2 separate regions of the Homo sapiens genome follow, and region 1 is linked to region 2. A link is a loop called in an ENCODE intact Hi-C map of the cell type or tissue named here. Cell type or tissue: left ventricle myocardium inferior. All regions are shown on one strand. Each heading gives the region's core, and the rest is flanking DNA. Links, peaks and the distances in the headings are about the cores only. Region 1 overlaps HEATR6 (HEAT repeat containing 6). Region 2 overlaps CHCT1 (CHD1 helical C-terminal domain containing 1).

The links. Peaks named below come from ENCODE experiments on the same cell type or tissue, not always from the same donor. Only the 100,000 strongest peaks of a DNase experiment are listed, where the experiment ranks them.
Region 1: it touches region 2 in a loop (5-fold over the local background); 12 of 110 quality-filtered maps call a loop at or near these places.

Annotation. Positions count from the first base shown.
Region 1 is chr17:60,030,523-60,046,208 of GRCh38, reverse strand. HEATR6 (HEAT repeat containing 6) reads left to right here. Exons shown (of 20, transcript NM_022070.5): 19 at 1-184; 20 at 2,075-5,201. The coding sequence ends at 2,646. It overlaps MIR4737 (microRNA 4737), which reads left to right and starts at 3,104; the gene lies at 3,104-3,184. RefSeq lists enhancers at 6,047-6,341, 9,059-9,188. In left ventricle myocardium inferior, for the core only: CTCF peaks have their summits at 8,726 and 8,925 (motif pointing right); a DNase peak (open chromatin) is centred at 8,928; H3K27me3 peaks cover 1,027 bases.
Region 2 is chr17:60,427,569-60,443,254 of GRCh38, reverse strand. It overlaps CHCT1 (CHD1 helical C-terminal domain containing 1), which reads right to left. Exons shown (of 6, transcript NM_181707.3): 5 at 13,698-13,893; 6 at 11,829-12,074. The coding sequence ends at 11,989. APPBP2 (amyloid beta precursor protein binding protein 2) reads left to right here. Exons shown (of 13, transcript NM_006380.5): 13 at 1-97. It also overlaps the pseudogene RPL12P38 and the pseudogene HMGN2P42. Among named protein-coding and RNA genes, the nearest start is that of CHCT1, 13 kb to the right of the region's middle. In left ventricle myocardium inferior, for the core only: CTCF peaks have their summits at 6,934 and 7,139 (motif pointing right); a DNase peak (open chromatin) is centred at 7,314; H3K4me3 peaks cover 400 bases; H3K27ac peaks cover 440 bases; H3K27me3 peaks cover 1,521 bases.

The DNA of each region.
Region 1 (15,686 bases), core at 4,274-12,273, 400 kb after region 2:
GCCCTTGGAAATTTGCTTCATTTTCTGCAACCCTCTCATATAGAAAAACCCACATTTGCAGAAATCATTGAGGAGTCTATCCAGGCCCTAATTTCTACTGTTCTAACAGAAGCTGCCATGAAAGTCCGATGGAATGCTTGTTATGCAATGGGAAATGTATTTAAAAATCCTGCCCTTCCTTTAGGTAAGAAAGTTTCCCTTCACTCCCTGGTGGAAAGCCTCTTGGGACACACACCAATCTACGTTGTTGTTAAAGATGTTTGTCACATGTTATTTGTCATAGTATTAGGAAAAAATGGAGACATACTGAAGACAAGTTTAGGGGGACATTGAAATACATCATTACCTATACAATGGGATATATAATGGGATATTTTGTTGCCATTTAAAATTACTTACAAGAATTTGATAATCTGGAAAAATACTTCTGATGTTAAACAAATGAAAGCAGGTATTAAATAATTTCTACAGAATGATCTCAATAGATGGGTAGAAAAAAGACTGAAAGGAAATTGGACTAATTATTAACAGTGATTGCCTCTGGATGGGTAGGATTTTTTCTGTTTTCATTTTCTCAGTTGTCTACAATAAGCATATATTACTTTAATGGTCAAGAAAACAGGAAGGAAAAAAACTGGAATGAGAGGGAATATAAACTGGAAATCCCCTATGAGCTGTGTACAGAAGTGGATGCCATTAATAAATGTAAGGAGGGCATCTGTCTCTAAGTAGTGGCATGCCATGCACCTTGATATGTCATTCAGGACCAGTAGCTGCTTAGGTGTATGGATCGGAGCCTCCAAACCTCGCTCACTTTGAATGCCAGCGTTCGCTTTATTGCATCTCTCTCTCTCAGATCTGAGACCTAAGGATGTGTTCCTGGAGAGGAGAGCACACATCAAGTGAGGGGAGTCTGGCTCTGCTCCCCTTTATTGCCCAGAGCGTCCAGGCAGACCAGTCAGCTGGGAGTATGTAAGGTAGCTTCCCGGCTTCTTCCATTGAGGAAGTCACCTAAGGGTGACCTTTTGGGTTGGAGCCCATTGAGGTGGTTATCCGCCTTCTGGAGAGCCAAGAAGTCCTTGAAACCAGGGCACCTCAGTGGTGGTTGGCTCCTACCAGCCTTCCTGTATGGCCCTTGCCCTCAGCCTACTAGAGAGAGAAGTTTACCTGCATGACTTGGAGGGAAAGGGAAGCTCCAAAGAGGCAGGAAGTTTGAGAACTAGAAAGCATCCAGTAGCAGAGCTATCAAGAGCCACATAAGAAAAGGGAGCTAGAAACTGATAAAGGACTCTGACGGGTCGGATTGTGAGTGTCTCATAGCTCTAGCAGTGGCCCATTGTCAATGGCACTGGCATCCACCAAATGGAAAGGGCCTGCTTGCCGGTCTTCAGAGGCAACAGAGAAGCCAGGAAGGGCTGGGAGAGTTAAGAGAAGCTGCATTCTACTCTGTCACCCATCTTGAGTAAGGACACCCCAAAGTGGAGTGGGTAGCAGTAGCTCTGGTAAGGAGGAAAGCAGGCTGATTTCCTAGGGCCTACAGGTGTGGAGAAAAGATAGAAATCTGGGCATCTTATTCTTGAAATTGTAAGTTTTCTTTTTCTTTGCAATAAAATGCATGACTGGCTATGGCCAGAGCAGTGTCTGGATGCTGTTGCAGGTGAGCATGCAGTGTGTGGCTTGCACACAGCTCAGAAGTGCCCAGCTGAGAGGATAGGTGGGGTTGCAGTTCAGTCCACGCTCTGCCCACAAAGCCATACCCCAACGGGACAGAATCCTCCCAGAGAAGAAGCCTTTTTCTGAGTCACCAAAGGCTTTATATTGGGTAGCAGAGGCTCTAAGCGTGTGGCAGGCTGAGGTAGGGAAAGAGGGAGGTTTGGGGATTGGCACCTGGCCACTTACCTAGGATCCTACAGTCAGTCACCACCCTTGTCTTACAGGATGATTGTGAGAATGAAGTGAACACATAAAATGAGTGTCTTGAGCACTAGTGTTTAAGCTTCCTTCCACCCCTCTCCCTCTCACCCCACCTAGTTCTAAGCCTGCATTTGTTTTAGTGACTGTGGATTCTTTCTAGGGACAGCCCCATGGACCTCCCAGGCCTACAATGCCCTGACATCGGTCGTGACATCATGCAAGAACTTCAAAGTGCGCATCAGATCTGCAGCTGCCCTTTCCGTCCCGGGGAAGAGAGAGCAGTACGGGTCTGTTGACCAGTATGCTCGGATCTGGAATGCATTGGTCACCGCTTTACAGAAGAGTGAAGACACCATAGACTTTTTGGAATTCAAGTACTGTGTCAGCCTACGGACCCAAATCTGCCAGGCACTGATTCACCTCTTGAGCTTGGCCAGTGCCTCGGACCTCCCTTGTATGAAAGAAACCCTTGAACTGAGTGGGAATATGGTCCAGTCCTATATTCTACAGTTTTTAAAATCAGGAGCAGAGGGAGATGACACTGGAGCACCCCACAGCCCACAGGAAAGAGACCAGATGGTCAGAATGGCCCTTAAACACATGGGCAGCATCCAGGCACCAACTGGAGACACAGCCAGAAGGGCCATCATGGGCTTTTTAGAAGAGATCCTGGCCGTTTGTTTTGACTCATCTGGATCACAAGGGGCACTCCCAGGGTTAACAAATCAGTGAAGATCCCACCATACTTTCTAGATGTCGAAGGCGGCAGTAGGAAGACCTGAGCTTGAGCATAAGATCTGTGGGATTTCATCTTAGGGGCAGAAACAATCCGTTCACTATTTATTTAGAATGACTTAGCAGCCATTTAAATTTTCACAGAGGGCTCAACCACCTTTGGAGTGACTCCATAGCACTGGCCATGGTCAGGGTTGTTGGAACATCTGACCTGTGCATCCAGGAGCCGAGGAGTCAGGTTGTAATACAGGCCAAGCAGACGGGCTTTGAGGGCATTTAGTCTCAGAAAAAAAAAATGTAGAAGGATTTCGGAATTAGAATTTTGTGTATTGTATCTGTAGTTTTGTAATAAACTAACGAAAAATAGTGTGTCCACAATCTCCTGTTGTTACCAAGTTGTATTTCTAGCAAGCTGCAAGCAGAGCTGCAGTTCAGCCAGTTTGTCCTGGCCCAGCTGCACAGGATGCGAGGATGCTGACAGTGCCTCACAGCCGCACAGGACCGAGGATGCTGACGGTGCCTCACAGCCACACAGGACGCGAGGATGCTGACGGTGCCTCACAGCCACACAGGACGCGAGGATGCTGACAGTGCCTCACAGCCACACAGGACGCGAGGATGCTGACGGTGCCTCACAGCCGCACAGGACCGAGGATGCTGACGGTGCCTCACAGCCACACAGGACGCGAGGATGCTGACGGTGCCTCACAGCCGCACAGGACCGAGGATGCTGACGGTGCCTCACAGCCACACAGGACGCGAGGATGCTGACGGTGCCTCACAGCCACACAGGACGCGAGGATGCTGACGGTGCCTCACAGCCGCACAGGACGCGAGGATGCTGACGGTGCCTCACAGCCACACAGGACGCGAGGATGCTGACAGTGCCTCACAGCCGCACAGGACGCGAGGATGCTGACAGTGCCTCACAGCCGCACAGGACGCGAGGATGCTGACAGTGCCTCACAGCCGCACAGGACGCGAGGATGCTGACGGTGCCTCACAGCCGCACAGGACGCGAGGATGCTGACAGTGCCTCACAGCCGCACAGGACGCGAGGATGCTGACAGTGCCTCACAGCCGCACAGGACGCGAGGATGCTGACAGTGCCTCACAGCCGCACAGGACGCGAGGATGCTGACAGTGCCTCACAGCCGCACAGGACGCGAGGATGCTGACAGTGCCTCACAGCCACACAGGACGCAAGGATGCTGACGGTGCCTCACAGCTGATGAGCTGCTGCTCCGAGCTTCTGGAGTGCCCGTGTTCCCCTGACCACCTTCCCTGCCACACCTCCCCACAATCCAATAACCAGAGTTAACTCCCAGCAAGCAGGGCCTTCTAACCTAGGCTACAACATTGACTTCTACCTACATTTCCTGATGCTCTTTAGGAGAATGTGATCCCACACACTAAATATATGGTTGTTTTGCCACCTTTTAATTTGTGCCTTTAAGAAAAGATCATTTGGTTAGTTGGTTACAAAGAGGGGTTTCCAATTATATTTTGATAATGCCCCACAAGTTATGAAGGTAACTTCTACTGAATATATATATTTAAATTTTGCATTTTTCTACTGAGCACCAACGATTTATTGGAATTGATTTCAATTAGGAATTTAGGGATATATAAGAACCAATTACAGTTGTCCATACTTATCTTTGATGTGGGACAATTAAGAAGTTACAAAAAATGGGTGTTGGTGATATTTTATCATGGTTATTTAGCTTAAAATACACGTGTAAAGGCAGGTGTCTTCCATTTTTCTCCTTTGCCTTTTAGCTGCTGTTTTCCTGCCTCTGACATGTTGGCTGCTCAGAAACTGCTCTCTGGGCAGTGATTGGGGAACAGGGTATTCAAGTTCACTAAAGGCTCAATTTTCCATTGATAGAATATCAGTGTCCACAGAATTAAGACTGCAAGCACAGCAAAGACACCCATATTGAATGTTCCCTTAAATTGCTTTTATTTGGAGACAATTCTGAACATGAAGTGTTATAGAGGGCCCAGGAAACTAAGTTGAGCCCACCTGACCCTGTGATGAATCTTGGAACTTCCGTCTCTTGAATACATTCTTAGTAGTAGCTTCTTGGCATTTTCAAAAAAGGAAAAAAAAAATATGGCATAGACAGCTTATTACTGTGATTCTTTGAGTTTTCTCAGGTGAGTTTTTTGATAAAATATTTGTGAAGTGGCCTCATGGTTTCATTTGATGATTCACTCTTATCCTTTCCTTATCTTGAATAAAATCCCATTCATTTTCTTTTTAAAACTTCAGCTTCTGTAAAGGTTTCCAGATCCTGATGTGGATGTTAATGTTCATGTGCAGGAAAACAATGAAGGCATAGCACCTCTAGAAACTTCAGAAGGCAGTGGTACCTGCTGTGTCCCAACAGTATGCTGATTCTCTTCTCTGCAGCATTGTGGGTGTACATACACTAAAGGACAGAAGCTCCTCATATGCCTGGGCACGTGCCTCCATAAAGCTGCTGTGGGGAAAGGAAGCCACTGACAATAAAGACAACTTAAGCTGATGAAAATCAGCACACAGCTCCACTGGTTCAGATTTCTAATGCAGAATGCCAGATTCTAAATTATCTTTTGACACTTAAAAATTGGGAGGAAGAGTCATCCAGGCACAGATGGCTAGGGCCCTTGTCCATTAGACTACAGCATTATGAGACGTTGCTTATCTTACTCTTTGAACCTTTTCTGTGACGAGTAAAAAACAAACAAACAAACAAAACATTAATTCCTATCCCCTTCCAGAACTCAAGAAAAGCGCCTCTTCTGAGGTTGGGTGCCATGGCTCATATCTGTAATCCCAATAGGCCAAGGCGGGAGGATCACTTGAGCCCTAGGAATTCTAGACCAACCTGGGCAATATAGGGAGACGGTCTCTACAAAAAAAAAAAAATTAAAAATTAGCTGGGTGTGGAAGTGCGCACCTATAGTCCCAGCTACTCAGGAGGCTGAGGTGGAGGATTGCTTGAGCTCTGGAGGTCAAGGCTGCAGTGAGCTGTGATCGCACCACTGCACTCCAGCCAGGGCAACAGAGTAAGACCTTCTCTCTAAACAACAAAAAAGGAAACCTCCTATGGAGCACCAATGCAAAGGTGTCCTTGATTTTGGTATTTGTGCTTGAATACAGACCATGAGCAAAAGCCTCACCATCTTTCCAGCATAAGAGCTAAGTAAATCAAATACTCTGGTTCATTCAGCCTTTGCTGCATTGATGTAGTGCAGTGGTTAAGAGCTTGGGCTTAAATCCTGGCTGTGCAGCTTTCTACCTGTGAAAGTTGCTTAACCCTTCTGTGCCTTATTTTATTCATCTGTAAAATGGGGATAAAAGTGCCTATTTCATAAGGATATTATAATGACTAAAATAGATAATACATAGAAAGTTCTTAGAACAGCTTCTGGCATTCAATAAATGTCAGGTATTTATTTCCTTGAATTTTCAGAGCAGCAGGCAGAAATACTGTCAACACATCATGAGCCTTTGTGATGGCAGTTAAACAGCTGGAATCTTGTAGGTCAGGTGCTAGCTGGCATGCCTCGGGAACCTGGATCAGAAAGATAAGCAGTGAGGAAGAGGCGCTGCTGCAGGACCTCTCTATCCTACTAGGAACAGCCCTCTGTCTAGCCCCCATGGGTCCCTCCCAGGAAAGAGAAGGGACTAGAAGTGGGAGAGGCCACACAAACTGAACAGGGAAGTAGGGGAGTAGGTCTTGGTTCTGCCTCATGACCCATCTCTGCGAGCCAGTCTTCAGGAATCACATCTCCAGCTTGCACACGCTCAGGAATTACTCCTGGTTTTAAAGGGCAACTCCTCTACTTAATGACTACACCCTTGGGCAGTCACTTGACCACTTATCTGTAAAGGGATACCAGTATCTCACACAGTTGTTCAGGAGTAGCTCCCATAATGTAAAGCACCTGGCTCGGAGCCTGGCATAGAGAGAGGGGCTCAGTGACAGATGGTGCCTCTTGTTACACTTTTCCTAGGTCTTCTCCCGGGGCTAGCATTTCTCTGCTTCTCATTGGAGTAAGATCCCTAGAGTGGGATATTGGAGAATGTCTGTCTGGTTCTAGTACACACCTTGAGTCCTCAAGCCTAGGCTGAAGGCATCCTCAGCTCCAGGAACATGGACATTATATTAGGGGTGGGGCCAAAGTCTTGGAAAATGAGCACTCATTCAATTACCATTTCCTTCCAACACACCCGAGCACCACAACACCGTAGCCCGCAGCCGTGGCTCACTGGACTCATCGGGGAGGAACGCGGTGGTGGTGCAGCCTCTCTCCAGGCATACTGCGTGAAAAAGCCCCTCCTTGAGAATGATTGCTTTACAGTCTCCACCATGACCAACCAGGATTTGCTGTAGGAATGCAGGAAAGTCCTATTAATAAAATGCAATCACATTAGTGGGTCAAATAAGAAAATACAAATGGTCATCTTTATGGATGCTGGAAGAGTGACGAAATGCAGTATCCTTTTCTGATCAAAATTATTTTTAAAAAAGAATTCAAAAAGATAATTCATTAGCATAATGAAATATACCTATCTTAATAGGGACTTCCCTAAAACTCAGAACCAAGACAAGCAAGAATGATATCACCAATATTACCTAATACTGTACAAGAAATTTTAATGGCCAATGTGATTCAATAAACCAAAAATCAAAATTTTCAAAGTTTTTTTTCAAAAAGAGGTTCCAAATTATCATTATTTGCAGAAAACCAGTCTGAGTGATTGGATTCACAAATCCTTGTGTGCAGAAAACCAAGAAAGTAATAAAACCAAAATTCAGAAAGTAATTAAACCAATATTCAGAAAGTAAAAAAACCAATAAAAGTTCTGTAAGGCAGCTGGTTACAAAGTAAACATGCCAAATCAGTAGCTCTTCTATATATCAGCAATAACCAATTTGATTTTTAATAAAAATTTTAATAATAAAAATACCTGAGAATAAATTTAACCAAGCTTATGCAAGGATTCTGAGGAAAAAAAATAAAAACTTTTACCAGTGGTCATAAAAGAAGATTTTTTTAAATGAGAAGATATATCATTACTAGACTGAAGGACTCAATCTATTAAAAGGCTACTTTCCTCCAAATCTATACATTTCATAAAATTCCCATCAAAATTAGAATTTTTTAAAGGACAAAATGATGTTTTTTTTCGAGACAGAATCTCACTCTGTCACCCAGGCTGGAGTGCAGTCATATTATCTTGGCTCACTGCAACTTCTGCTCATGGGTTCAAGCAATTCTTGTGCCTCAGCCTCCCAAGTAGCTGGGATTACAGGTGTGTGCCACCACACCTGGCTAATTTAAGGACAAAATGATTCTAAAGGTCATCTGGAAAAGTGAATAAAAAAATTCAAGCCAGGAATCAGGCTTACAGCTACCACACTGTGGAGGGAAAGAGAAATTTCTCCCCCAATTAGTGTGCATTTTTCAACCTTTAAAAATCCATGCTTTTGTTTTTTAAATAAAAATTCTTCTCCCATTCTCATTCCAGTCATACTCCGTCCTGTCTTTCCCACTGAATGTTACTATGAATCCTGGACCACAGGCATGGAGCAGCTAGCTCTGAAAACAAGGTGGTAGCAGGAAGATCAGGGAAGGAAAAGAGAACTCTAAACACCACCAAAGTGGCAGTAAGTCTGCCATTTTATTCCCCCTCTGGGGTCTCCTGGCCTGGACTCAAAGATGAACCAAAACCTGGAATTGCATACCAGATGCAGATAGAAAGAGCTCTGAGCCTCTGTTTCTGACCTTAGGAGAGAGGTAAGCACCCCTATAGGTCAGCAAAAGCGGGGAAATCCTGTGTTTGCTGTCTCTTTTCTCCCCACACCAGCCCCTAGGCAATCTCACTGCAGCAGTGGCAGCCAGGCAGGTGCCTAGAACTTCAAGGGAAGGAAACTCATCTCTCTGCCAGAGGAAGAATGGTCCCAACAGCAAGGGAGTCATGCCCATGGCTTTTTTCTCTTTACACAACCTTCCATGCTTGGCCGTGGAGGCAGACAGTCACAGAAACTGTAGGGCAGAGCAGTACAGTTAAAACCCTGACTTTCTAGCCAGAGGACCGGAAAGAGGGACCCCTGAGACTGTAAAGTGTTGAGATTTCAGAGAGGAGGGAACGCAAGAAGGCAATACCCTAAAGTTGTATGTGAACTCCTGGGCTCATGCCCAGGCATTCCATGTGTGGATCTGAACAAAGGCTTTGAGAACTGAACGGTGGGACAAGGCACTGTCCAGTCTCGTACCCGCCACTGGGTGGCGCACACACGGGGCGGATCTGAACAGCGCGGCAAAGGCTCTGAAGCTTAATTGATATTGAACCACAACCCGCAGGAGGCAGGTGGGAACTTGTGACTGAACCTAACCAGGACGATTGCCTGCCAAAGCAAAAACACAGGATTCCAACATGGCCCAGATTCTCATAACACAAAATTAGAATGTTCAGGATACCGTCCATAACTACTTGACCTGTAGAGAACAGAGAGAACCTTAATTTCCTGAAGACACTCCTGGGCTCAAGGGAATCTTCCCACCTCAGCCTCCCGAGTAGCTGGGATTACAGGTGCGTGCCACCACACCCGGCTAATTTTGTATTTTTAGTAGCGACCGGGTTTCTCCATGTTGGTCAGGCTGGTTTCTACATTTCACGTGAAGCACTAAATATATAACCTAAATAGACTATGAAAACCTAGGTGTTTTGTAATCCCTAAAGCAACTACATTTTCAACTTACACAAAAAGATATGGTTAAAAAAATCAGTGAATTAAAATGGAATTCCAAAAAATTCAAATAATCCAAAGGAAGGCAGGAAAAGTCAAAACAGGAATGAAAAACACAGGGAAAAATAGAGAACAAATAGAAAACACAATAAAATATTAAATGTAAATCCAAACATACCAACGATTATATTAAATTTAAAAAGTTGAAATATGCTAATAAAAAGATAGATTGTTGAATGTAAAAAACTAACAAACAAAAAACCCAACACTCAACTATATGTGTCTAAGAAACTCATTTTAAGTAAATAGTATAGATTAAAAATGAAAGGACAAAAAAGAAAGATATATCATACAAATACTAATCAAAAGAAATCTGGAGTAATTACATACCATCAGACAAAACAGACTTCAGAGCAAGGAAATTTACCAAGGATACAGAGGGACATTACATAATGATAACAAGGTCAATTTTCAAAGAAAACATTAACAATCCTAAGCATCTATGTACCTAACAACAGAGCTTCAAAATCCATGAGGCAAAACCTGACAGAACTGAAAAGAGAAATGGCAAATCAGCAATTACAGTTGGACACCCCAACCTGCCTTTCTCAGTAATCCCTAGAACAAATAGATCACATTCTGGATCATAAAACAACAATTTTTTTTCTTTTTTAGACAAGGTCTTGCTCTGCTGCTCAGGCTGGAGTACAGTAGAGCAATCTCAGCTCACTGCAGCCCAACTTCACGGGCTCAAACGATCCTCCCACTTCAGCCTCCCGAGTAGCTGGGACCACACGCTTGTGCCACCACACCTGAGTAATTTTTGTATTTTTGGTAGAGATGGGGTTTCGCCATGTTCCCCAGGCTGGTCTCGAACTCCTGACCTTAAATGATCCATCCGCCTTGGCCTCCCAAAAGTGCTGGGATTACAGGCATGAGCCACCACTCCAAGCCCATAAAACAAACCTTAACAAATTTAAAAGAACAGAAATAATACAAAGCAAGGTCTCTGAGCATAATGGAATTAAACCAGAGATCGATAACTGACAAAAATCTCTAAATAGTTGGAAATTAAATAATATACTTCTAAGTAATCCATGGGTCAAAGGAGGTAGTCTCAAAGGAAATGAGGATATTAGAAAATACTTAAAACTGAACAAAAACAAAAATACAATAAATCAAAATGTGTAGATGCAGCTAAAGAAGAGCTCAGATGGAAATTTATAGCATTTGATGCTTATTTTAGAAAAGAAGGAAGGCTCGAGTCAACAATCTAAACCTCAGCTTTAATAAACTAAAGAAAAAAAAGGGCAAAATAAACCTAAAACAAGCAGAAGGAAGGAAGTTTTGGTAAGTTAAAGAAGCCACTCTCAAAAGGTTACATATTGTATGAACACATGACATTATGGAAAAGGCAAAGCTACAGGGACAAAAAACATCGGTTGGTGGCCAGGGATTGGGGTGAGGCAAGGATGCCACGACAGGGAGCATGAAGCAGATTTGTGGGAGTGATCAAACTGTTCGGAACCTTGATTGGGGTGGGGCAACAAAACTCATAGGGCAGTATACCCCCAAATAGCCTTTTTATTAAAATGATAATCTCTCACTGTTTGGAATCCTGATTGGGGTGGGGTTACAAAACTCATGGAGCGGTATACTCACAAACAGTCTTTTTATTAAAATAATAATCTCTCTCTCACTCTCTCTCTCTCTCTCTCGATCTCTCACACATACACACATGCACGCACACAATGTTTCTCACCATGCAGGCTGTGTCTGTTCACCACTGCCAACAGTATGCCAGGTATAATAAGACTAAATATGTTTTTTTGTTGAATTAAAGCCATTCATTCAAAATGAATCACTGGTACCCAAAAGATGGGGTCTAACTTATGTTTAATTATAATGGGAATAAGTAGCACTTATTGACTGCTTTTTAATTTGCCAAGTACTGCCAAAGATTGAGATGCATTATTCAAATGCATTTATAACTCTTAGATCATTCTGTTCTTTATAATGGCATATTTCGTAGCCATTTCTATTTCTTGAAATTTCAAGTCTTTTGGTTTTTTTGATTCTTTTGGCAAACTTTCTTAAAAGTACAAGAGCCCAAGTTGCACAGGTAAATAATAGCAATGTAGCGGAATGACCACCAGATGGAGACAGAGAACACAAAGTTATTCAGACGCAAGGTTTTTGCCAGAGTTGTTTCCCAGGCTCAGGAGGCACAACACCTGGATATGAGGTTGCTCCCATTAGGACGCTGGTTCTCAAACCTGGCTGCTCATTAAAATCACCTGGGGACATTTACACTACTGATGAACAGCCCCCTTCACCCCACCCCTGAGTTTTGTGGTCTGGAGTACGGTCTTGCCACTGAGAGTTTTAAAAGCTGCACAAGTGATTCTAGTTGCAGACAAGTTTGAGAACCACTACTTTCAAACATGCAACAGTGGAGGGTCTCGAGCTGGTGTGTTTCAGAATCATCTGGGGAATTCGTGAAAAACAGAGACTCAGGCTGTTGTAGCCTTCATTCTTTTGAGAAGCAGTGTATTCTGAAATGATGACATGCTAAACTTAACAATAGTTAAAAAAAATAATCAGTACTGAATCTGATACAAGGCCAGGTGTGGTGGCTCACACCTGTAATCCCAGCACTTCGGGAGGCCAAGGTGGGAGGATCGCTTGAAGCCAGGAGTTCAAGACCAGCCTGGTCAACATAGCAAGATCCCATCTCCACAAAAGAAAAATTAAAAAATTAGCTGGGCATGGTGGCACATGCCTGTAGTCCCAGCTACTCGGAAGGCTGAGACGGGAGGATGGCTTGAGTCCAGGAGGTCAAGGCTGCAGTGAGCTGAGATTATGCCACTGCACCGAGCGTGGGTGACAGAGTGAGACCCTGTCTCAATAAACAGATAAATCAGATACAGTCTCATACTAGATTCTTTTCCAAACTGGGACAGCGGGTTTCCTCTCCAGAGAAGTATAGGCCACACATGCTGGCAGGTGCTGGAAGAGTTTCTAAAGCCGTGTTTGGTTGTTCCATTTTGGGATGTTAAGAAAAAGGCCACTCAGCCCGGTGGATTCCCAGCCTTCATGTAGTCTACTCCCCAAATTTGTTTTCACTCTCTTTTATCAAAGTGTTTAAATTATTTTATTTATTTTAATTTTTAATCTGATTTTTTTTTTTGTAGAGATGGGGGACTCGCTATGTTGCCCAGGCTTGTCTCAAACTCCTGGTCTCAAGCCATCCTCCTGCTTTAGCCTCCCAAATTGCTGGGATGACAGGTGTGAGGCACTGTGCCCAGACTAAATTATTGTAATATTACAGCTATTATGGATTCGGTTTCTAAATAACATTTGTTGTTTTTCCATATCATAAAAGTAATGAATCTCCATTGTGGAACATTTGGAAAAAACAAAACAAGACACACATGTAAGAAAAAATGACCTATTCTCCTGCCACATGGAGATAATCACAGTTATTTTGATATGTTTCATTATAGATTTTTTCATGATATGTGTACGTATGTATGGGTATACACTCTTAAGTGTGTGCTTACACGTGCTCCAAATGTGTGTGTGTGCACATGTGCACAATCCAATCTACATCGTGGGGAATCTACAAAGTTGTGGTCACAGTGTAGAGCCAGCCCCACAGGCCTCCCCAGAGACAAGGCCCTGGACTGCCCCCAAGTCCTCCCGAAAGGGACATCTGTGGTGGTGGTAGGGCCAGGATGCCATGAGCAACCACCTGGAGGCCCCGAGTACTCAGCGTGAACCAGGTAGTGGAAGGGAAGGGGAAGGGCAGAGTGAGAACCAGGAGGAATGCTTGCTTTTCTTTCCAAGCACAAGGGACCACTTTCTCCACTGCAGCTGACCTGATGCTTATGCCGGGAAGGAGGAGGGGCAGACTCCGTCCTCCAGGTCCCTCAGGAGGGGAGAAAGGGACCAAAGTGGGAGACTTGGGTCTGAGGTCTGAACTTGACCCTGCACCCGCATCGGTTTCTCTGGGTGGGGGTTGGGGAGGGAGCAGGCAGCCGAGGGCCCTCACCCACTGCAGGGTCTTGTGGATCACGAGTGATCCTGTAGTAAGTGAGGGTTTTGTTCACGTGGTTCAGAGTGTTACGGAGAGCTTTTGTTCTAAGCTTATTTGCCTGGAGAAAGGAAAAAATGATCTTATTAGCACCAAAGGGTGTGGTAGACAGAACGATGGCCCCCAGAGATGGCCACGTCCTAATCTCCGAAGCTGTGAATATGTTATTGACGTGGCCATGGGGAACTGAGGCTGCAGATGGGGTTAAGGTTGTTAATTAGCTGACTAATTAGGGAGATTATCCTAGACTGTCTGGGTGGCCCAATGTGGTCACAGGGTTCTTAAAAGCAGAAGAAAGGACAGAGAAGAGAAGAGTGAGATGTCACCAAGGAAGAAGGCCAGGGAGATGCAACCAGGCCGGCTGTGAAGGTGGAGGAATGGGCCACCAGCCAAGGAGGGCGGGCGGCCTCTAGAAGCTGGAAAGAGCCAGGAAATGGGTGGAATCCCCAGGCTCCAGAAGAAACGCAGCCCTGCCGACACCTTGACATTAGCCCAGGGAGACCACTGTCAGACTTCTAACCTGCAGAGCGGTGAGATAGTAAGTGTGTTGCTCTAAGCCTCTAAGTTTGTGGTCATTTGCTGCAGCAGCCATAGGAGGCTCATCCAAGGAGGATCCCAGCTCCAGCCCCTGGTGCCCTGGGGTGGGTTCTGCAGGACACCTGGTGTGGAACTGGAGTCTCCTTCCCAGGGCATGCCCTGCCTTTGCGGACTGTCCCCTCTGCCTGGAACCCATCCTGGCCTCAGGCATGCTCGTGCAGTGGCCTCTCTGAGCGGGAGTATTGCCACCACTCCTTCCTCCTGTGCCAGCGACTCTGAGCTCCGTGTCTGACTCAGTCTGATGCCCGCCACCCCGGCCTAGGTTTGGAGGTCAGGCAGCCCGGGGTTTCAATTCCAGCTCTGTGGCAGCGTCAGGTTCCCCACCGTGCAAAGGACACAGGAATCCCTCTCTCGCACTGCTTTCAGGAGCTGGTCTACAAGGAGACTGCTCTTTATAAAACACCGGGGAGAGTCCCGGGGACTTCCTACAACAGGCCCTGCCGGCTCCAGTCCCACGAGTTAGGGGTCACTGAGCTCCCGCATTGGGCACACTTCCCTGGTTACACTCACTCTTGGCTCTCACATCCCTGAGCTCCACCTGCAGCATAAGGACACCCAGGCCTGGTGCGGGGAGCCATTTCTTCCCCAGGAGTAGGTGGTGGGGCACTGCCGTGTCTCCTACAGCCCTGCCTTCCCCAGAGAAGGCGCAATGTTCCCTTCTGGGGTGGTCCTCCTGGACTGCGGTGGGCCCCAGGCATACACATTTAGGTCCCCAAGTCAACTCAGACTCTGCCCTGTGAAACTAAAAATAAAGCAACACTGAAGTGTAGGATGCACAGAAGGAAGGAAGTCTAAGAAGTTCTGATTTTTCATGGCTCAAGGTCACCTTGATGCTTTTATTTAATAGCATTTTTTTCTCTCCTCTCCTAGATGCACTGTTGTGCTGGTGCCTTAAGTGCATTTGTGGTTGGCCTCTTGGCCCATCTCTCATGGGAATGAGGATTCTGTGGTCAAATACATTGGGCAGATGCTGCCTACTTCATCCCCCTTACTGAGAGTCGAGGAGCAGCCCATCAGCACATTAAAGGCTCTGGTAAGTCCTACAGTAAAGAAACTGGTTTAACAATGTTTTCCAGTGTGATCTGACCACAGTCTTTGTTTGCACATCATAGTAACCTCCAGCTGAGAATGCTTCTTATAAAATGCCAGCCTGGAAATTCTCCAGGGGTTTCCCCCGATCAGCAGGTAGGTAACGCTGGAAGGCATCCCGGGTGTGGGACAGACTGGGCGCTCTGCATGGAGGTGAGTGGCTGAGGTCTCCTCAGCTTGCTTGGGCTCTGAGGGGGAGTGGCAGCTGTGGGCTTCCCTGGACTGGTCCAGGCCCCATAGGTGGGCACAGCTGGTGGGCAAGCCTGGGTGAAACTCCCTCACCTTCCTGGCTCCTGGCCGCAGGTGCAGCTTGACACAGGGGTCTGCCAGCCCATTGTGGTCCATGGGCTTCAGGTCCCGGGTAGAGAACAGCAAAGGGTGTGAATGGGAAATCGGGGGATGGAGCTGCCAGGGCCTGCAGGTGCCTGGGCCAGCAGATGCCCTTGTCCCCTGGGTCTCCTGGCTGGGTGCATTCATGGCCCCTGTCACAGAAGCCCCTGGCCCCA
Region 2 (15,686 bases), core at 2,926-10,925:
AACCATACTAAGTATGTTTGTAACCAGCATTGTGATATATTCTGTACTTGTATTGCTAAAAATGAATTATTGACCTAATAAATATAGTGTTCCTGCATTCATAGTGTATCTGTTTCCAATTTGGTTTTGATTGCTTTTGGTTGGGATTAAGCTTTGCAGACTGTTTTTATTAGAGAACAGTGTGAGAGAAACTGTTGGAACTAGAACAAAAGTGCTCTTGTTCAAGAAAATTAAGATGTGTGGCAGAGGAGGCGCATGGTAACATCTGGAGATTGTGCTGATGAAAAGCACTTGGAAAAAGACAAAGCACTGCATTAATGCAAAGGGATTTTTTAGTCTTTACAAAAGTATACCATTCTTTTAAGAATCCTCTCACTCTAAAGGCTGAAGATGAATGATGAGACCTGGTAAAGTTCTGCTGGAATAGTGAAGAAAAGCCTAGATTGGAGTTTCAGTTCCAGCTGTCTCTGAACTGGAAGATTCTGAGTTACGTCATTCCAGCCCTCTTTGTGTTTTATTTCCTCACATGAATAAGGGGGTAAAATCAGGTCTTTAAAAAACTTCACCATGAAACAGCATAAATCTGAAGGACTCAGAAACCAGTTGTAGGAAACGAAGCCATATTTTTAAAGATTAGGAAGAAAATATTGTAGACAAAATCCCACCATCACTTGGAATATAGTCAGCACCAGCTTCACTGCCTGCCACCTTCAGTGATACTGAATTTAAAAATGTTTCTTTTTACATCTCCATGACTGAACCTCTGAACATGCGATTTCGTCGTCCTTGTGGAATGCCATTTCCTGGATAGTGTTGCTCATCTGTCAAGCTCAAAGATCAAGGGAACCCTTCCCTTAAAGTTTGAGTTGCCACTTGGTATTAATGCAGCATTTTAGAGCTTTGTGAAAGCAATTACCATATGGCCATATAACTTACAGTGTTAAGACTCTTTCCAACTTGTAAACTTTGCTGATCTGTGTATTCAACATAGAGTTTATCCTGTGACAGATACTGTCCTGAGTGTGTTAGCAAACCACACTCAGTTACTTTAAGCGCACATTTCTATAGACAAATGCCCATTAGGATGGCTATTACAGAAAGTAAGTGTTGGCAAGGATGTGCAGAAATGAGAGCCCTTGTGCACTGTTGACAGGAATGTAAAATGCTGCATCTGCTGTGAAAAACTATCACCTGTGCTCAAAAAATTAAAAACAATTACTCTTATGATCCAGCAATTCAACTTCTGGGTATAGATCCAAAAGAATTGAAAGGGTCTTGAACAGATATTTATATACCCGTGTAGCAGCATTATTTGCAGTAGCCAAAAGCGAAAGCAACCTAAATGTCTTAACAATGCATGAACAGATAAATATGGCAGGCCAGGCGTGGTGGCTCATGTGTATTCCTAACTCTGGGAGGCAGGCCGACGCAGGAGGATTATTTGAGCCCAGGAGTTCGAGACCAGCCTGGGCAACAAGGTGAAATGCTGTCTCTACAAAAAATACAAAAAAATAATTAGCTGGGCGTGGTGGCACACACCTGTAGTCCCAGCTACTCAGGAGGCTGAGGTGGGAGGATTGCTTGAGCCCAGGAGGTTGAGGCTGAGTGAGCCGTGATCACACCACACTGCACTCCAGCCTGGGCAAGAGAATGAGAACCTGTTGATAAATACGGCATATACATACAGTGGGATATTATTCAGCCATAAGAATATACGAAATTCTGACATAAGCTATAATGTGGACAAACCTTGAAGACATTATGCTAAGTGAAATAAGACAGTCACAAAGAGTATGATACTATTAGATGATGCATCTAGAGTAGTCAAATTCATAGAAGCAGAAAGTAGGATAGTGATTGCCAGGAGCTGGGGATAGGGGAAAATGGGGAGTAGTTGCCTAATGCAGGGGTCCCCAACCCCCGGGGATCTGTGGCCTGTCAGGCACTGGGCCACGTGGCAGGAGGTGAGCAGTGGGTGGGTGAACGAGCAGAGCTTCTGTATTTACAGCCCATCCCCATCACTTGCCTGAGCTCCACCTCCTGTCAGATCAGTGGCAGCATTAGGTGAACCCTATTGTGAACTGCACGTGTGAGGGGTCTAGGTTATGCACTTCCTATGAGAATCTAATGCCTGATGATCTGTCACTGTCTCCCATCACCCCCAGATGGGACTGTCTAGTACAGGAAAACAAGCTCAGGGCTCCCACTGATTCTACATTATGGTGAGTTGTATAATTATTTCATTATATATTACAATGTAATAGTAATAGAAATAAAGTGCACAGTAAATGTAATATGCTTGAGGCCAGGCACAGTGGCTCACACCTGTAATCCCAGCACTCTAGAAGGCCAAGGCAGGCATATCACTTGAGCTCAGGAGTTCGAGACCTGAACATAGCAAAACCTCGTCTCTACCAAAAAATACAAAAAATTAGCTGGGTCTGGTGGTACATGCCTGTGGTCCCAGCTGCTCAGGAGGCTGAGGTGGGAGGGTTGCTTGAGCCTGGGAGGTTGAGGCTGCAGTGAGACGTGATTGTGCCACTGCACCCCAGCCCGGATGACACAGTGAGACCCTGTCTCAATTTTTTAAAAAAATTTAATGCATTTAAATCATCTCAAAAGCACCCCACCTCTCCCTGCTTCCGATCTGTGGAAAAACTGTCTTCCACAAAGCCAACCCCTGGTGACAAAAAGGTTGGGGACCACTGCACTAATGGATCTAGAGTTTGTGTTTTGTGTGATGCAAAAGTTCTGGAGATTGGTTTCACAACACTGTGAAAATTAATACTAGTGCATTTTACATATAAAATGGTTCAGACAGGGCTGGGCGCAGTGGCTCATGCCTGTAATCCCAGCACTCTGGGAGACTGAGGCGGGTTGATCACCTGAGATCAGGAGTTTGAGACCAGCCTGACCAACATGGTGAAACCCCATCTCTACTAAAAATACAAAAATTAGCCGGGTGTGGTGGCGGGCGCCTGTAGTCCCAGCTACTAGGGAGGCTGAGACAGGAGAATTGCTTGAACCCAGGATGCGGAGGTTGCAGTGAGCTGAGATTGTGCCACTGCACTCCAGCCTGGGTGACAGAGCAAGACTCCACCTAAAAAAAAAGAAAAAAAAAAAAAGATATATATATGTATTGTTCAGACAGTAAACTTTATGTGTATTTTATAACTATATATTATATATTTTATATATAATATATAGTTCAGACAATAAATTTTGTGTATTTTACAACTATATATATAATATATATTGTTCAGACAGTAAACTTTATGTGTATTTTACAATAATTTTTAAAAATCAGACTTCACTTTGCACAAGCAGTTAAATATGATGCATAAGTTTGAAAAAAATCTGTGAATGATCACTTCCAGAAAGTGCCTTGAAAAACCTCTAGTGTAATTTATTTTTGAATTAGAACTTTTGTGTAACAAGTGAAAGTTGATTTGCATTTAAATTCTTTCCAAGTACAGAATCAGGCTTTTTCATTCCTGCTGCTCTTTAAATAGTTTGAGTATTTTTCTTTCCTGTTACGTAATGACTGATTATTTCTCTCTATGAGCTAAGAATGACCCAGATGTTGCCTCCTGTTTCACTTAGCTATGAGGTGCGTGTTTCTGTTTTGTTTTTAGACAGGTTCTCACTGTTGCCCAGGCTGGTTTCAAACTCCTGGATTCAAGCAATCCTTCTGCCTCAGCCTCCTGAGTAGCTGGGATTACAGGCTTGAGCCACTGTGCCTGGCTCAAGAATAGTTATTTTTCATTTCTAAACGTTCTATTTTTTTTCAAGTCTGTATACTCTTTTCCTATCACATATTCTCATGCCTGTAATTCCAGCACTTTGGGAGGCCGAAGCAGGTGGATTGCTTGATGTCAGGAGTTTGAGACCAGCCTGGGCAACATGGCGAGAATCCGTGTCTACAAAAAAACATTTTTAAAGTTAGCCAGGCATGATGGTACATGCCTGTAGTCCCGGCTACTCAAGAGGCTGAGGCAGAAGGGTCACTTGAGCCCAGGAAATCGAGGCTGCAGTGAGCTATTATCATGTCACTGCACTTCAGGCTGGGTGACAGAGTGAGACCCTGTCTCAAAAAAAAAAAAAAAAAAAAAAAGGCTCGGCGCGGTGGATCACGTCTGTAATCCCAGCACTTTGGGAGACCGAGGCGGCCAGATCACGAGGTCAGGAGAGCGAAACCATCCTGGCTAACATGGCAAAACCCCGTCTCTACTAAAAATACAAAAAAATTAGCCAGGCATGGTGGCGGGCGCCTGTAGTCCCAGCTACTGGGGAGGCTGAGGCAGGAGAATGGCATGAACCCAGGAGGTGGAGCTTGCAGTGAGCCGAGATAGCACCACTGCACTCCAGCCTGGCGACAGAGCAAGACTCTGTCTCAAAAAAAAAAAAAAAAAAAAAAAAAGCAAATGTCTGTTTACAAAAACAAGAAAAATCAAAAAGACAGAGCCTTGTGTGTGGAGGAGTCAAAAAGCTTGGGCAGTCAGCATCTCAACTCAACTAAGTCAGCCCCTAAGCCCCTGTTTTCTTTTTCTTTCTTCTTCTTCTTGTTTTTTTTTTTTTTTTTTTTTGAGACAGAGTCTCGCTCCGTCACCCAGGCTACAGTGCAGTGGCACAATCTCGGGTCGCTGCAACCTCTGCCTCCTGGGTTCAAGCAATTCTCCTGCCTCAGCCTACTGAGTAGCTGGGATTACATGCACGCACCGCCAAGCCTGGCCAATTTTTGTATTTTTAGTACAGATGGGATTTTGCCGTGTTAGCTAGGCTGGTCTCGAACTACTGACCTCAAGTGATCCACCGACCTTGGTCTCCCAAAGTGCTGGGATTACACATCTGAGCCACCAAGCCTGGCCATAGCCTGTTTTCTTTGTAATGGGGAGAAGGAGTTTCCCTCACAAGTTTGACACAAAAATCCAGTGAGAATGGATGCAAAACTCTGCTATTTCTCTTCAGTTACATATATTTGTGATAATTATTATAAAGAGGAAACTTCGGGTGACTCCTGAGAGACTGGGGTGGGAGTGGGTCAGGCAGTAGTTAGTCACTACATTCGCGGTTAGGAGCCTCTTCCATTTAAAACTCGAAACCACCATCAGAGTGAACAGGCAACCTACAGAATGGGAGAAAATTTTTGCAACCTACTCATCTGACAAAGGGCTAATAGCCAGAATCTACAATGAACTCAAACAAATTTACAAGAAAAAAACAAACAACCCCATCAAAAAGTAGGCAAAGGATATGAACGGACACTTCTCAAAAGAAGACATTTATGCAGCCAAAAAACACATGAAAAAATGCTCATCATCACTGGCCATCAGAGAAATGCAAATCAAAACCACAATGAGATACCATCTCACACCAGTTAGAATGGCGATCATTAAAAAGTCAGGAAACAGCTGGGCACGGTGGCTCAAGCCTGTAATCCCAGCACTTTGGGAGGCCGAGGCGGGTGGATCACGAGGTCATGAGATTGAGACCATCCTGGCTAACACGGTGAAACCCCGTCTCTACTAAAAATACAAAAATTAGCCGGGCACCATTGGGCGCCTGTAGTCCCAGCTACTCTGGAGGCTGAGGCAGGAGAATGGCGTGAACCCGGGAGGCGGAGCTTGCAGTGAGCCAAGATTGCGCCACTGCACTCCAGCCTGGGTGACAGAGACTCCGTCTCAAAAAAAAAAAACAAAAAAAACTGAAAGTAAAACTTTAGGGAAAGTACCCTTTATTCTCTAAGGAAAAGGACCCTTCTCGAAGGCTCCGATAGTGAGGCACTTTCTCTAGGATGAGCCTCACCCCTAAGGCAGCATAGGCCAAGGTATGATTTGGGGATTTCCACCAAGGCTCCCCACTTCCCAATAGCCTCTCCAACAACCTGTTTCTGGTGTTCCCAAGTCCACCATTATACTTTTGGGTAGAGATACTTTTAAAAAATAAAAATTCTAGAAGAAGTAATACATTTTGGTTAGGCGCAGTGGCTAATGCCTGTAATCCCAGCACTTTGGGAGGCTGAGGTGGGCGGATCACCTGAGGTCAAGAGTTCGAGACCAGCCTGGACAACATGGTGAAACCCCATCTCTACTAAAAATACAAAAATTAGCTGGGCGTGGTGGCGGGCGCCTGTAATCCCAGCAACTCTGGAGATAGGGCAGGAGAATCGCTTGAACCCGGGAGGCAGAGGTTGTGGTGAGTGGAGATTGCACCACTACACTCCAACCTGGGTGACAGAGTGAGACTGTCTTAAAAAAAAAAAAGAAGAAGAAGAAGGAGAAGAAGTAATACATTTTAGTCTTGAGGGTTATTTCTATCTTGTGAGAAATGAGTGTGTGGGCCAAGAGTAGGTGAAACATATGTCGTTGGTATGTAGGAAGTGCGCTGGCCTGGGGGACCTCAGGTCTGAGTTGTCGTTCCAGTTCTGCCATTGACTTCCTGCACAACCTTGGAGAAGTCGCCTTTCTTCTTGGGCCTCTGTTTTCCCCTCTGAACGAGGAGGTGGTTGGTCAGAATTCTCTGTTTTGGGTTGGTTCATTCATTAAAAGTTTGCTAAGTACCTATTATATGTTGAATACTATTGTAATTGCTTTGGATACAGCAATGAACAGGACAGACAAAAATCTCTAACCCTGTGGAACTTACATTCTAAGGGAAGAAGACAGTTAATAAACAAGAAATACAATAATTGACCGGGTGTGGTGGCTCACGCCTGTAATCTCAGCACTTTGGTAGGCGGAGGCCAGCGGAGTTTGAGACCAGCCTGGACAACATGGTGAAACCCCGTCTCTACTGAAAATACAAAAAAATTAGCCAGGCTTGGTGGCGCGCTCCTGTAAGCCCAGCTACCTGGGAGGCTGAGGCAGGAGAATCGCTTGAACCCGGGAGGCGGAGGTTGCAGTGAGCCGAGACTGCGCCATTGCACTCCAGCCTGGGCGACAGAGCGAGATTCCGTCTAAGGAAAAAAGAAAGAAAGAAAGCTTCAAAACCAAGCCTCACTTGTTGTCCATTTTTGCCTTTATGCGTCCCGATTGTTCTCAAGGTTGATAAACGAACCCCTGGCTCCCTTCTCTCATCTTCATCTTTTGCACACGCTGGTTTGCACATGTTGGTTGAAAGAACAAGGCTGTAGTGTCTCACAATTCCTCTAGGTGGCAGTGCTGCCTTGACTACTGGGGATACTTCGTGTTTTTGGACTGTTCCCAAAACAGCCACATTTCTGAAATCTCTTAGGAGTAGAAAACATTGGAAAGCCCATAGTCATCATGGACACCCTCCAGCCCGGCTTCCCTTCTCTCTGAAATCCTCCCTGCTTTGACAAAACTGTCAGGGTCTAGCCAAGCCAGGCTGGCCCCAGGCCTATGCCTTGGCCGTCTCATCTTGCCACTTCCAGGAGGCGATGACTCTAAGGAGGAAAGAAATGGCGCTTCCTCCCCGCTTCCCCCATTCATGCTTCCCTGAACTCCTTCTTCGAGACTAGATTGATATTCATTTTAGCCTTGTCAGTCTATGACGATACTTACTTCTGAACACAAATCGAGGGAGGGAGGGAGAAGAGTCACACACATCTGCCCTGGCCTCTCCTGCTCCAGGGCAGCCCTGCACCCTATATGCTGCTGCCTCAGGCAGAGCCCTGGAAAATATGTCATTTGTGTTTTTGGGGAATGTTTGGACCTACTTACCCTCCTGGAAATGATAAAAGTTCACAAAATTTGGAGGAAGAAGAGGCGAGAACGATCCCCGAACCGAGCAAAGCCCGCGCGCCGCTGCATCCTGCGCCCAGTGCCTACGTCTCAATGCCATCGTCGCCGCCACCATGACCAAGAGAAAGGCTGAAGGGGATGCTAAAGGAGATAAAGCCAAGACGAAGGACGAACCACAGAAAAGATCCGCGAGGTTGTCTGCTAAACCTGCTTTTCCAAAGCCGGAGCCCAAGCCTAAAATGGCCCCTGCAAAGAAGGGAGAGAAGGTACCCAAAGGGAAAAAGGGAAAAGCTGATGCTGGCAAGGAGGGAATAGCCCTGCAGAAAATGAAGATGCCAAAACAGATCAGGCACAGAAAGCTGAAGGTGCTGGAGATGCCAAGTGAAGTGTGTGCATTTTTGATAACTGTGTACATCTGGTGACTATACAGTTTGAAATACTATTTTTTATCAAGATTTATAAAAATGCAGAATTTTATTTTACTTTTTTTTTTTAAGCTACGTTGTTAGCACACAGAACACTTCATTGTTGTTTTTAGGGGAAGGGGCATACGTCACTAATAGAATGACTCCGAAGCTGGATTGATATGGGGAAAACACCTTTCCCTTCTAGTTTTTAGAGACTTCCTTTTGGCTCCCAGGAGGAGGGATTCCCTGGCTTTGATACACATGGCCACCTTGGCACAAAAGGCTTGCGGTATGGAAAAACAAATTTATTTTTATGTCCTCTTCTCCCTTTCCATCTTTCAGCATAGACTTAACTCCCTTAAGCCCAGACGTCTGTTGGGACCTGACCCCTAGTCATTGGTTACCAGTGTCAGGCAATCTGGACTTTCCAGATGCCACTGAGATGGCACCTGTCAAAAGAGCAGTGGTTCCATTTCTAGATTGTGAATCTTCAGATAAATTCTGCCATTTTCATTTCACTTCCTGAAAGTCAAGGTTGGTTTGTGAAAAGTTAACAGCATGCTGAATGTGAAATATCAACCCTCACTCTAAACTTTCCCTGTTCAGAGCATCAGATGAAGACTTCATTGGGTTTTATACTGGCTTTCTTTTTGGTAGTCCACTGAAGAATCCAGGGAGTTTGAAAGTTGTTGTATACTGTTAATGATTGTCTGCCCATGTCCTGCCTGAAATACCATGACTGTTTATGGAAAGTATCTTTAATAAAGCTGGATACAGTTTGGCTTGGAAAAAAAAAGTTCACAAAATTTGCAGCCTGACAATGCAATAGAAAAAGAAAAACTCGCTCTTGGCTTTCGGCTTGGAGGAGGCCAAGGTGCAACTTTCTTCGGTTGTCCCGAATCCGGGTTCATCTGACACCAGCCGCCTCCACCATGCCGCCAAAGTTCGACCCCAACGAGATCAAAGTCATATACCTGAGGTGCACCGGAGATGCCACTTCTGCCCTGGCCCCCAAGATCGGCCCCCTGGGTCTGTCTCCAAAAAACGTTGGTGGTGACATTGCCAAGGCAACGGGTGACTGGAAGGGCCTGAGGATTACAGTGAAACTGACCATTCAGAACAGACAGGCCCAGATTGAGGTGGTGCCTTCTGCCTCTGCCCTGATCATCAAAGCCCTCAAGGAACCACCAGAGACAGAAAGAAACAGAAAAACATTAAACACAGTGGGAATATCACTTTTGATGAGATCGTCAACCTTGCTCGACAGATGGAGCACCGATCCTTAGCCAGAGAACTCTCTGGAACCATTAAAGAGATCCTGGGGACTGCCCAGTCTCTGTGGGTTGTAATGTTGATGGCCGCCACCCTCATGACATCATAGATGACATCAACAGTGGTGCTGTGGAATGCCCAGCTAGTTAAGCACAAAGGAAAATATTTCAATAAAGGATCATTTGACAACTAGTGAAAAAAAAAGAAAAAGAAAAAGAAAAACTCATTTTCTGGGGAGAAATTCAAGCTGGCAGCAGAAATTGGCATAAGTAAGGAGGAGCCAAATGCTAATCCCCAAGACAATGGGGAAAATGTCTCCAGGGCATGTCAGAGACCTTCTTGGAAGCCCCTCCCATCACAGGCCCAGAGGTCTAGAAGGGAAAAAATGTTTTCCTGGGCCAGGTCCAGGGCTCACCTGCTGTGTGCAGGCTCAGGATTTGGTGCCCTGCATCCCAGCTGCTCCAGCATGGCTAGAAGGGTACAGCTTGGGCCATAGATTCAGAAGGTGCAAGCCACAAACTTTGGCAGCTTCCACATGGTGTTGAGCCTGTGGATGCACAGAAGTCAAGAATTGAGGTTTGGGAACCTCCACTTAGATTTCAGAGGATGAATGGAAATGCTTGAATGTCCAGGCAGAGGTATGCTGTAGGGGTGGAGCCCTCATGGAGAACCTTTCCTAGGGCAGTATGGAAGGAAAATGTAAGGTAGGAGACTCCACACAGAGTTCCCACTGGGGCACTGCCTGGTGGAGCTGTCAGATGAGGCCCACTGCCCTCCAGACCCCAGAATGGTAGATCCACCAACAGCTCACCATGTGCCTGGAAAAGCTGCAGACACTCAATGCCTGTGAAAGCAGCCAGGAGTGGGGCTGTATCCTGCAAAGCCACAGGGCTGGAGCTGCCCAAGACCATGGGAACCTATCTGTTGCATCAGCATGACCTCAGTGTGAGACATGGAGTCAAAAGAGATCATTTTGGAACTTTAATATTTGACTGCCCTGTTGGATTTTGGACTTGTATGGGACCTGTAGTCTCTTCATTTTGCCCAATTTCTCCCGTTTGGAATGGGTGTATTTACCCAATGCCTGCAACCCCATTGTGTCTAGGAAGTTACTAACTTGGCTTTTGATTTTACAGGTTCATAGGCGGAAGGGACTTGCCTTGTCTCAGATGAGATGTTGGACTTGAACTTTTGGGTTAATGCTGAAATGAATTAAAACTTTGGGGAACTGTTGTGAACGCATGATTGGTTTTAAAATGTGAGGATATGAGATTTGGGAAGGGCCGGGGCGGTATGGTATGGTTTGGCTCTGTGTCCCCACCCAAATCTCACCTCTAATTGTAATAATACCCACATGTTGTGGGAGGGACCAAGTGGGAGGTAACTGAATCATGAGGGTGGGTTTTTTTCCATGCTGTTCTCATAAGTCTCATGAGATCTCATGGTTTTATAAAGGGGAGTTCTCCTGTACACACTCTCTTGCCTGCTGCCATGTAAGATGTGACTTTGCTCCTCATTTGCCTTCTGCCATGACTGTGAGGCCTCCCCAGCCACGTGGAACTGAGTCAATTAAACCTCTTTCCTTTATAAATTACCCAGTCTCAGGTATGTCTTTATTAGCAGTGCGAGAAAAGACTGACACATGGGCTCAAGCGATTCTCCCACCTTAGCCTCCCAAATAGCTGGGACTACAGGTGTGCGTCACTATGAACAGCTAATTTTTTTGTAGAGATGGGGTTTTCCCATATCGCCCTGGCTAGTCTGGAACTCCTGAGCTCAAACAAACCTCCACCTCAGCCTCCCAGAGTGCTGGGATTACAGGCATGAGGCACCATGCCCGGACTTAAAGTGTTTTAAACAACAAGTAGAACATGACCCAGGACAAACAAAACACATCAGTAGCCTTACTTTAGTGTGCAGGCTGTGGATTTGTGACTGATGGCTCGAGCCACCATGTTAGCTAAGACCATCGGTGTTGTTTCCTCTTTGGTCTCCTGCCTCTAGCCTCGCTCACTTCCATGCACTTTGCTCACAGTCACCAGAGCATCTCCCCAATACCGTAGTGACACCCATTCATTCCACTACTTGACACTTCCCTTACCACTGCCCATCCCAAGCTACCCACAAAATGAAGTCCAGACAATGCAGGCGGGCTGCCAGGCTTGCCATTCTCTGACCCCAGGCTCCCTCCCTCCCCACCTGTGTGCTCCACTGGCAAACACCCAGCTCCTTTGTTAACTCCCCGGAGGCCTGCCCCAGTCACCTGTATTTACCCTGCTGTCGTGTCTTTTCTATGTCTGTCTGCTCCACTAGACTGTGATGGTCCTTGACAAAGTGACCACATCTTATTCATCTGTGCATATGTGGGGCACCTGCCACTTAGAAGGTGGCTGGCAAATATCTTTTAAACAAATTTAAAATGTACGAATGATGACTGTTGGTCAAGTAAGGTAGAACTGTCATAAGAATGTTTATTTCCCACCTCATTTATTCCTAATTAAGACCTGAGAATCTTTTTGATAAGGACAATTCTTTTCCCTTTTTGGTCTCCATTCCCCGTGCTCTGAGAGCCAGGACAAGCGGGCCCTTTGTCCCAGTTGGTCTTCTTACGGTTCAGTCTCTGGAGTTTCTGGGGCTTCCTTTATCCTCTTCCTCTTGAGTTTTGGTTTTTGAGAAAGCTCCCTTAAAGAATCTGAAAAAGAGAAGGTCAGAGACAGTCCCAATGACATCACAAATAGTAAGAATCTCAGTCTGTAATACATGGGGGGTGTTGTAGGGGCAGAGAGGAAGAATAGCAAAATCCTATCTTACTTCCCACCTATATCACTTAGTTTTTTCTCACAGAAACCCAGTAGAGAGATGGCATTGTCCCCAATTTACAGATGAGGACTGTCACCCAGGTCCAGGGTAAAGCAATGACCTGCCCAAAGTCTTACAGCAAGTTAGGGGAAGAGTCAGGGCAAGACCCGAGTTTCCTCGACCTCTGGCTCCAACCTCTGATTCTTCCTTACTCCTCTCCTAGGCCTCATGACCCAATTCCCAGTACTGTTTGCAAACCCCATTGCCAAGTTTTAATTAAGAACTGACTTTATGGCCAGGCACAGTGGCTCACGCCTGTAATCCCAGCACTTCGGGAAGCTGAGGCGGATGAATCAGTTGAGGTCAGGAGTTTGAGACCAGCCTGGCCAACATGGTGAAACCCCATCTCTACTAAAAATACAAAAAATAGCCAGGTGTGGTGGCACATGCCTGTAATCTGAACTACTCAGGAGGCCGAGGCAGGAGAATCACTTGAACCGGGGAGGCTGAGGTTGCAGTGAGCTGAGATCGCACAACTGCACTTCAGCTTGGGCCGCAGAGTGAGACTCCGTCTCAAAAAAATAAAAATAAAAAATAAAATAACTTACTTTATTAACATAGTGCCAAAGAAATACCACATAGGTTATTTTCATTGCAAGGACAGACTCAGTGACTAATCTTAGCCCATTCCCGGTGGGTCCATGAGATATTCTGTGCTTTGTCAGGTAATAATGGGAAGAGCATAACCTCATCTCTTATGTAGCCTCTAGCCAAAAACATGTTTCATTTGAACCCATGAAGACTTTCGAGTCCTGTTTATAGAGGAACAAGCTAAAAGATGTCAAAAGGAAGCAATAGGGAATAAATCAGGAAGGAGAACATTCTGCTGAATAATAGCCTCATCTTTTCAACAGGTCAGGAATGTAAAAAAAAAAAAAAAAAAAAAAAAAAGCCAGGTGCGTGGCTCACACCTGTAATCCCAGCACTTTGGGAGGCTGAGGCGGCTGGATTGTGTGAGCTCAGGAGCTCAAGACCAGCTTGGGCAACACCGTGAAACCCTGTCTTTACTAAAAGTACAAAAATTAGCCAGGCATGGTGATGGGCATCTCTAATCCCAGCTACTGGGGATGCTGAGGCAGGAGAATCGCTTGAACCCAGGAGGCAGAGGTTGCAGTGAGCCGAGATAGCGCCATTGCATTCCAGCCTGGGTGACAGAGCGAGACTCCGTCTGGAAAAAATAAATAAAATAAAATAAATAAATAATAAAAACAAAAACCTTTCTATAATGAGCAAGCCTGGGGAAGAGGGGGACTAAAAAGAGAAGAGAAAGTGGAGAAAGAGAAGAAAAAACAGAAAGGAAAATGCGGGATGAAGAGAAGATGGAAAGGAGGGAAGAGGAGCTTGTCAGGCTGGGGGCAGAGGCTCCCGGCTGCTTGAGTCTACTCTTGGGAAACACCCAGACACCACTCACAAACTCCTGGGTCCAGGCATCACCCCAACACCAAATGGTCATTACCTTTCTTGACATGGTCCTGGGATCTTGGCTGCCCAGGCAGGGGGCTCCCTTGACCTGGGGTCTGCATGTTGGACAGCCGCTCCTTCATGCCGCTGATGTTGCTGTGCAGCCCCCATGCATGGCAGAGCTTGGGCAGACTGTCTTCCCGGTCGGCCAGCAAGGACCTCTCCGGCGCATCCGAGGCGCAGAATGTCACCTGCCATGGAGCCTCCGTGTTAAGGAGAGTGTTGAGAAGAGGGGGACCTGAACTTTAGAGTCCCAGCACCGCATTTGTTGAGAAATGCTAAGGTCTGCCTGCCGGTCACACTTGCCTAACCAAAAGGATGGGGTAGGAATCACAGATGTGGGAGAGAAAAGACTGTGGGGACATGGAGGCAAGCTGCCAATGGTGTCCTCCTGCGTTGTCCTTTATTTTGAGATCATGTCTTCCATCTCTTTTTGGAACTGCAGTGTCTTATTGTTTTTTTGCAATGAAATGATATGTGTTTTAAAGATCTAACTTAGCAAAAATTAAATTGGGAGCCTTACTCGTTTAGCTGAGGCAGGAGAATCCCTAGAACCCTGAAGGCGGAGGTTGCAGTGAGCCGAGATCACGCCACTGCACTCCAGCCTGGGCAACAGAGCGAAACTCTGTCTTAAAAAAAAAAAAAAATGGGAGCCTTTGTAAGCTTTGAGTCTGTTAAAAAAAAAATAAAAATTTTAGAAATGAAATAAATTGAGAGCTTGAATTTTGAAATTAAAATTCAAAGACTATATATATATAAATTTTTCGGCCTGGTGCGGTGGCTCATGCCTGTAGTCCTAGCACTTTGGAAGGTCGAGGAGGGCAGATCACTTGAGGTCAGGAGTTCAAGACCAGCCTGGCCAACAAGGTGAAACCCCGTCTCTATTAAAAATACAAAAGTTAGCTGGGCATGGTGGTGCATGCCTGTAATCCCAGCTACTCAGGAGGCTGAGGCAAGAGAATCGCTTGAACCTGGAGGTGGAGGTTGTGGTGAGCCAAGATCTCACCATTGCACTCCAGCCTGGGGGACAAGAGCAAAACTCTGTCTCGAAAAAAAAAAAAAAAAAATTCAGGCCAATGAAATCCAGAAATCTAGAAATCAGTAAAGTGGCAGCTCCTCTTATTCAGAAGAGAAATCATTGAAGTTCTCCAATCGTTACATGTTCAGAGGAAGAAACAGATGCAGAGAGGGAGAGGACTTGGTTAGGGCTGCACGGCGAGAGTGCAGGAGGGCGCAGTTAGAGCACGGCTCTCATCCCAGCCAGATGGAGGCTGAACCCTTCCTCTTCCTTCCTACTTGCTATAAAGACTGCGACAAATTACCTTACTTCCCTGTATTTGGGATCTTCATTTACACACTGCAGACAATAAACCTAATTACCACTTAGGGTTACTTTTGAATATTACTTGAAGGAATATAAAGTACCTGGCACATAGAATGCTTTTACATCTGCTTTATCTATGATTATTATTCCAGACCAGTGGTTCTCAAAGTGTGCTCTGCAAACCCCCAGGAGTCCCTGTAATATTTTGACCTCATGGAGCCCCTGAAACCAATGGATTCTAATGAAACCTAGTATGAAAATTTCACTGATACGAATCTGAAAAGGCTACATATTGTATGATCCCGACGATATGACATTCCGAGACAGCAAAACTAAGAGACAGTGAACCTAAGATCAGTGGTCGCCAGGGGAGTGGGGGCAGGAAGGCAGGGACAAATAGATGGAGCACAGGGGGTTTTTAGGACCATGGCACTCTTCCATATCATACTGTAATGGTAGATACATGTCATCATACCTTTGGCAAAACCTATAGCCCATACAACATGAAGAGTGGTAGGCTGGGCGCGATGGCTCACTCCTGTAATCCCAATGCTTTGGGAGCTGAGGCGGGCAGATCACCTGAGGTCAGGAGTTCGAGACCAGCCTGGCCAACATAGTGAAACCTCGTTTCTACTAAAAATACAAAAATTAGGCACAGTG